Linked DNA regions of Homo sapiens: regions 2 and 3 are each linked to region 1. The links are chromatin loops, found by intact Hi-C in ENCODE. Cell type or tissue: OCI-LY7. All regions are shown on one strand. Region 1 overlaps AFF2 (ALF transcription elongation factor 2). Region 2 has its middle 150 kb from the start of FMR1NB. Region 3 overlaps AFF2 (ALF transcription elongation factor 2).

Region 1 (2,500 bases):
TTCCTTTCTTGGCCCTCCTGGGGGCTTGGGGGCGTGGGGAGTGGAGGCCATCACTTTAAGTAGCTATTTACTCCCAAGGAATGGAAGTAAACATATAATGAACACGTAACTGGCATGCTCTGGACTTCCAAAGAGAAGTGGGAAAGGTACCAATTTCCACTCAAGACAATGTCAAGCTTTTTAGTTCATCCACTATTGTCACATTTATGTTCCTTTTCTCTGTGGAGCTATACAAAACACAAAAGCACAACCACATTACAAATGTTTATAAACAGAGATGCATCACGAAGTGTGCCACTCACGAGCAGTAAGAAGGAGAAATTTTCCTGGATCATGTACAGAGGGAAAGGACAGGCTTATTTATGCAGATGCGTTACACTAATTAATCAGTATTTCACATAATATTCACGAAGTGTCCAAGTCTATGCTTCTTAACTGATGTGTCTCAGTTAGGGATCTGGAGGAAAAAAAGGTTTTGCATTTTCCTTAAGATAAGAAAAAGAAAGCCTCCCACAGGGGTGAGGGAGCCTATCATTTTTTTTAAAGAAATCAAACATAAAAGAGTCCATTCCCTTTAAATATGCAATTGCATATGCATAAGATTAAACCGGAATTAATATAAAAAACATGTTTCTAAAAACCTAATACCTTGTATATGTTTAACATTTGAACTATACCCATGAAATTAATTATAACAATGTCTGTTAAATTAACGATGTAACCCACACCACATATTAGGCAAATTGTATGCAAATAGAGTGCTATGGTTATCAGTTGTCTGCAAAATAAATTAGTGAAGCAGAGTAAAGGCTGTGTGCAGAAGCATAATATCTAATTGAGCAATAATTTTATAGTAATTTTTACTTTCAAATAACAGCATTTTTTAATGTAACAATGTATTTCTACAGAGCTGATAAAACCGTGGTATCCAAAACGCCTTATAGATTAATACTGATACAGCATAATTTGCGCTTCAAGGATTTATCCGGAATTGCTGTAAAATAAAATGTATTTAAGTTCTGACTATCTTGGATTTGCAACTAAAGGAGGCATGATTGGCATAATGAAGCTGTTGGCTAAGCATATGACCCTTTTTTAAAGAAGGAAATTGCCTAAAATATCACATCAACAGGGGAAATCCTTGTAAAAATACACAGCATTCATAACCAACGGCCGCTAGTAGTTTAACATTGCAAAAGATTTCGCACTATTGGTAGGTACTACAGATCATTCTAAATACATTTTAAAAGGCAATAACCAAGAATGCAATTTTAAGCGGTTACCACTGCGCCCCCTCCCCATCTAATTCCTTAGACTGCGGGGGGAATCTGATACGTTTAAGTATTATGACAAATAAACTGTGATAATGTTTGTAGTAGGTGAAGTTTTTGAAAAGTTAATAGATATGTATATCAGTATTTATGCACACGCGCACGCACATCTCTAAGAGAGTTAACAACTTTCCAGGTCCCCAGTCACCTTTCTACCATCTTTCAAAATGTCTCAGCGACAAGTTTAGGGTATTTTGTGAAGAGCTGACTCAACCTTTGAATCTGAGCTGGAGGTCCCTTACAAAAAACTACGGCTGCCTCCCAGTGGGAGGCCGAAGGGGGTCCATCCGGTAATTAAATGTGCATTGACATCAGAGCTGCGGATTTGGGGGGCCAACTCCGAAAACCCTCAGTCTTGAAAGCCAAGCGCCGAAGTCGGCCTCGAACCAAGGTCCCCTGAGTGGTGGCCCCCAAAGCCGCTGCTCCACCCGGGAGTGCAGGGAACTTGGGCTGAGTCGGCAGAAGGAAAGGTGTGCGCGCCGCGCAGCGCAGGGATGGAGGTGGCGGCAGCGGGGGCGGTGGCCACCAAGGAAGCAGAGGGCTGCTGGCCGCACCTGGCCGTTGCCTTTCCCCCATGGCCCGCCGCGGGCGTTGGGCACCTGGAAAGTTGAGACATTTCGGGCGGGCGGCATCCGGGGCTCAAGGAGGCCAGACCGGCAAGCCGCTCCGAGAGAAAAGCTCCTGGGAGGTCGTGCGGTTCAGCCCTCGGGCGGCACCGAATTCGATGTGAGCCAAATGCAACTCTTTAGACTTGGAGCGCAAAGCGACGCTTTCGGGTCCGCATCCCTCCCTCTTCCCGCACCTCCCCCCACCCCGGCATCCGACCTAGGAGTCAGCGCGGCCGGGGCCAGAGGTGGCTGAGAGCAAGTGGGAGGGAGTCCGGGGCGCCCCCCACGACAGCTTCAGCTCCTCTTAACAAAGGCGAAAACCTCAGACTTCGCCAGGAGACTCGCTCATCAAAGGAGAAGGCAAAAATCAACACCTACCACTGCTGCTCCAAGTCCCAGTCTCTGAAAAAGTCGAATAGATCCATAGCGGCCAGGCGGCGGCGGCGGGCGGGCGCCTGTCCCTGATCGCAGCGGGTCGGCGCGGCTCTCGGCACAGCTCGCTGGCGGTTCTCGGCGGCCCCCGGCTCTCCAGCCCTCCCGCCCAGCTAAAAGTGTCCGGGC
Region 2 (2,500 bases), 370 kb after region 1:
TGGCGGGTCGGGGGGCGGGTTCTTTTACTGTTGTGATGAGGACAGAGTAAAGGGAGAGGGCTTTTTTCAATAAATACACTACTTATGAGAAAACTTGAATACTGAAACAAGATTGAAGAGGGAGCACATTTATCAATGGCTAGGGTTTGGGGAATAGAGGAGATTTATTCAAACATTAAACCTCTCATGTTTCCTCTGTTTTCATGGGAGATATTTGTATTTTAATACCTCTGCATTCCAGCTTCTCCTCTTACTGGATGTGAAGTTTCTACCTCGTGTTCATGACTATGCTGTCAGCTAAATGATCAATCATGCTATTGCCGATTTTGCATTGAGACTTCACGGCAGGGTGAAATCAGAGAACAAAATGGCTGTGGGGGAAGAATTTGTTTAAATACAGCTAGTTTGGGGAACTGGCAAAATGGTAAGAAAAATGATGAAAAACATATGAAGTGTAAGTGCAGCTATCTTTAAGGCAGATCCATTTCAAAGCTTTCCACAGCATGAAAGTCATTGTGTGATGCATGTCAGTGTTAGACTAGTAAAATACTGTAATTAGGATGGAACTAAATGCCAATATTTCAGTCTGTAGACTGTGGGCAGATTTGTATTTACTGCATGTCTCTAAATAATATGAATACACTGAAGGCTACTTATGAAATGAAGCTTGATTTTATATCTACAACCAGAAAAAAAAGGTTTAAGAAAGCCCAACAGCCACAAATCCCAAGTAAGAAAAATAAAGGGGGTCAGCATGAAGCCCCATGGTATCTTGATATCTTTGAACCTATTCTGTATGTGTGGAGTCCCATATGCAACACAGGAGTCAGGAAGAAAGAAGGAACTCTGTGTTATAAACACTGCAACAGTGGTTTGGAAGCAAGATATTCAAGTAGAAGGCACATATGCCTGGGTTATGATTCAGAATTGAACCTCTTCAATGTAACTTCAACAAGCAAGCAACGCCTACTTCTTTTAATATTGCTATTACATTTAAATGCAAGTTTTGAGTGACTGCTTTGTAAAGATTCAACTGATGGAAATGATCTACTATTACAAGGGCAGATCATGCTTGCTTAAAATCAATCATTTTAACTCCGCCTTTGTAATACATTCATGATACAAACATTATTTTCTTCATGCAAGTCCTGCTATTAATTCTAATCTTATAGTGCTCTCTACTGGTGATAAATGATTTGAAACCTCATTAGATATCAAAAGACCTAATTAACTTCTCATCTTAGGCTCACATTACCGTGTGAGTCCACCTTGACACCTCCAAATTCACTACACAGTGCGATCAGAAGCCAAGGTGCACGGAAAACCTCCCTCCTGTAAGGAGCCAGAAAGGCATGACCCCGCACTTCTGCTATAAATCATTGCATCAGGAGCACCCAGGAGAAAAGGCCCTCAGCTTTGGAACAGGAACATTTAGCCCTGTCGGCTGCGAGGCAGGTCAAGTAAAAAAACTGAATGAGGAATAAAGAATTGGATTGGAATCCTTTCTGGCTTTGGGTCACAATAGCCTTGTCACTCGAGTAAGTCACTTTTACCTCTTCGAGGCTTCATTCTCTCATCAGTAAAATATGAATGATAATTCCGACCCTGGCTGTTTTGCTGGGTTGTTGTAACAAATGAGATCATAGGTAAGAGAGTACTTCATAAAAATTATATTATCATCATTATTATTACAGTAAAAGAAACACTATTTTCTTTAGATCAATGAACTTTAAACCTTTTTAGTTTTTTTTTTTAATCAGTGGGACGGACTTTTAAAATCAATCTTACATGGAACCTTAATATATAGAACAGATTATATCAGAAGAGTTTTGTTGTTTAATTTCAAATATATAACTATTTAAGTTGGTACAAAAGTCAGTGTGTTTTTTGCAATTAAAAGGAATGGGGGAAGAATTTGTTTACAAAATGGTAAGAAAAATGATGGAAAATATATGAAGTATGTTCAAAGTAGTGGGATTAAAAGTAATGGCAAAAAGCGCACTTACTCTTGCACCAACCTAATATTTACATATTATCAAGTCGGTTAATGAGAAGAATGAAACTGTCTGGATATACATGAAATTTTGAAATTTGGTATAATGGTTATCAATTGCACTGACATTTGTCTCGATGTCTAATTTATTTCTGGACTTCCTTTGCTTGCCTAGTATCAGAAAAATTATGATTCATATACACAAATGTCTGTAAATGATATATTTTTAAAATTGCTTAGAAATCTCAGCATATTCTTCAACTAAAATGATACAGAACCTTGAACAGTAAGTGGTAATAATAATATCTACTGCTCATGAATATTCTCTACATACCAGGTGTTTCTCTAAGGACTTCATGTATGTTAACTCACTTTTTTTTTATTTCCGTAGGTTATTGGGAAACAGATGGTGTTTGGTTACATGTGTAAGTTCTTTAGTGGTGATTTGTGAGATGTTGGTACACCCAACACCCGAGCAGTATACACTGAACACTATGTGTAGTCTTT
Region 3 (2,500 bases), 75 kb before region 1:
GGTAAACTTCATAAGCACAGGACTACAAATTTCCAAAACCTAAAAGCACAAGCAAAATGATATAAGAAAAGACACCTCCAATTGGAATTTTCTGACTAAGTCAGTTCACAGAAAAGTTAAAGGCCAAGAGTGAAAGTAAGTGTAACACATGACCAAATAAAAATAAAGAAAGAATTTGGGGATTTGCTGAAGCATCAGTCCAGTATTTGCCTGGTAATTCCAAAAAGAATCGCAGAGGAGCTGCAACTTATCAACAGATGGATGGAAGCCTGGCCAGCGATGCAGTTGGAATCCTAATGAAAGCACAGGCACAGCCTCAGGGGTGCAAAGTAGGTGGGCCCTAATGCAAGTGAGACACAGTAATACCTTGTTGTAAAGGCATTTGGGGGAAAAAAGATGATGCCGCTGAGCATATTCACCATAGAGAAAGGATCAGTGTAAGATGAGAGAAAAATCTGGAGCTCCGAGGAAGATCCCCACTATTTATGCACATTTAACAAATGAAAGTGCAAAAGAAAATAGTTCAAACATGTGTGGGCTTCCTTCCATGAGATGGCACATTTCTGTAAGAAAGACAATTTTAAATAGGCAGAAAACTAGAAGTAGTAACAAAAAGAAATCTTTGCTTCCCTTTATTCTTTTTACTCTTCTGTTATTTGTTAATGGTATTACTAATCACTTCCTTCATCAGTCTAGGAAAGCAGAGGTTTGGGAGCCTTAGACACTGCAGTTGTTTGTGGAATAAAACTGAGCAAATAGCAGCATACACGGTTTATGAAACCAGAGGGTTTATACTCTATAAATAACTTCCAGTTATTTTTATTCTTTTCACGTACACCATTACTGAAGACTGGATGATAGCTTTTTGCTATTGCCTGGTTGACTTGTGCGCACGTGTGTGCGCGCACACACACACACACACATCCAAGGTAATGACGATATTGATTCTGAAGAGACACTTTTTGAGACAAATAAAAGAACCATATATACAACTGGTCTAATAGAGCAGGTCTAGAAACTTCGCAGTAACACTAGGCTTTTTCATGAATAGCAATTGTCTAACACACTTGAAAATCTTACAACCTAATAACATCAGAGGTTTGGGGCAGCATTAGAAAGGATGTGATACCTTAGAGATACTCAAGACAGTGAGTGGTCTATGCTATTTTATTGTAAATTAAGTTCTACATTTTCTCTTTAATAAAAAAGTAATAACCTGTGACTGAGCAGCCCTAGATAAAGTATGAAAACAGAAGCTTGCATGTGAAAACATTTCAATTAAACAGAGAATTCAAAAATAGAGCGAAGAGAACCAATTAAGCAATTCAAACACAAAAATATAAAAATAATTGTATTATGAAGCAAGGATTAGTTTTTCTCTGTCTCACACACACACACACACACACACATACACACACACACCCCAAACCACATTCATGTCGCTAAACTAGGGGAATTGGGAAAAAGACTTTCGTTTTTGGTGGGTAGCCACCTTTTCGGTTAAACGTTATATTCAAAATGTGCCTAATTCTTATAATCCAAATATGTGACACTGCTTGGGTTTCCATGACTACTGCTCAGAAAACCATATTAATTATTCAAGAAGACCATGCCGTTCTCCTTGCATGCCCTAAGGAATGCTGGGAAATGCAACATGCCATTATAAAGGAAATAGCTGTTAAACAGACTGCATGACCAAGTCTAAATAGGAAAGTTATTTCCTCGAAGTACTGACATCATCCTGATAGCATTAAGCAGTATTATTTAAACTCCTCAGAACAAAATTAAATAAGGAAATTAAAGAGTTTTGCTTCACGTTTAATATCTTCACAATCTTTGTATGACCTATAATTGTAGACTCTGCTCATTCCTCTGATAGGATCTGATTTTAAACCAAGTTGGCTGCCTTGCCTAAAACAGTGCTCATTCTATGAAACTTTCCCCCAAAGGCTGCCACTTTGTCATTGCAGAACTTGTAGGAAATCAGATAATCCAGTTATTAAGACAAACTGCAGCAAAGCATCTGGGTGCCATATCTGCCAATGCCTGAATATAACAATAATTGTAATAGGTGCTGCTGCCTATGATCTTTCCTTCATTATAAACATTACCAAAACAGAAGCAGGGAGGTCTGTCTGTGTTCAAGCAACCTGTACACTGCTACTGAATTCTTGTCATAGCTAAACTTGCAGTGTCAATCCCATAGCAGGCAACAACGGGCATGATCAGCCCAATTACTCAAAGACAGGAGAGAAGAAAGCTAGAAACAACACACCACATGCTATTTAGCTCCTTGAGGAGTCAGAAATGTTATTATTTGTATTTATTATATATATAATATTATAATATCAGATAATTATATATTCTATTCTATTTTATTATATAATTTATTATTTGCACTTACACATTATTTGCATTTATTAGCAAAAAAAGACTGATTTTAAAAGAGATGGCTATTGCAATGGGACACAAGTTGAAGTTTCTGAGTTCAAGTTCAAAG

The links. Hi-C counts contacts between places; a loop is a spot of excess contacts. Peaks named below come from ENCODE experiments on the same cell type or tissue, not always from the same donor. Only the 100,000 strongest peaks of a DNase experiment are listed, where the experiment ranks them.
Region 2: a loop joins it to region 1, with 5 times the contacts of the local background. A loop is called at or near these places in 3 of 110 quality-filtered maps.
Region 3: a loop joins it to region 1, with 6 times the contacts of the local background. A loop is called at or near these places in 2 of 110 quality-filtered maps.

Annotation. Positions count from the first base shown.
Region 1 is chrX:148,500,962-148,503,461 of GRCh38, reverse strand. It overlaps AFF2 (ALF transcription elongation factor 2), which reads right to left. Exons shown (of 21, transcript NM_002025.4): 1 at 2,318-2,500. The coding sequence starts at 2,364. Among named protein-coding and RNA genes, the nearest start is that of AFF2, 1.6 kb to the right of the region's middle. RefSeq lists an enhancer at 1,308-2,185. In OCI-LY7, a CTCF peak has its summit at 1,483; DNase peaks (open chromatin) are centred at 1,551, 2,091, 2,231 and 2,241; H3K4me3 peaks cover 2,500 bases; H3K27ac peaks cover 2,500 bases.
Region 2 is chrX:148,131,996-148,134,495 of GRCh38, reverse strand. No RefSeq gene overlaps it. Among named protein-coding and RNA genes, the nearest start is that of FMR1NB, 150 kb to the right of the region's middle. In OCI-LY7, CTCF peaks have their summits at 978 and 1,180 (motif pointing left); a DNase peak (open chromatin) is centred at 1,185.
Region 3 is chrX:148,575,703-148,578,202 of GRCh38, reverse strand. All of the region lies in intron 1 of AFF2 (ALF transcription elongation factor 2), which reads right to left. Among named protein-coding and RNA genes, the nearest start is that of AFF2, 76 kb to the right of the region's middle. In OCI-LY7, no CTCF peak of the experiment used is centred here; no DNase peak of the experiment used is centred here; H3K4me3 peaks cover 1,529 bases; H3K27ac peaks cover 2,500 bases.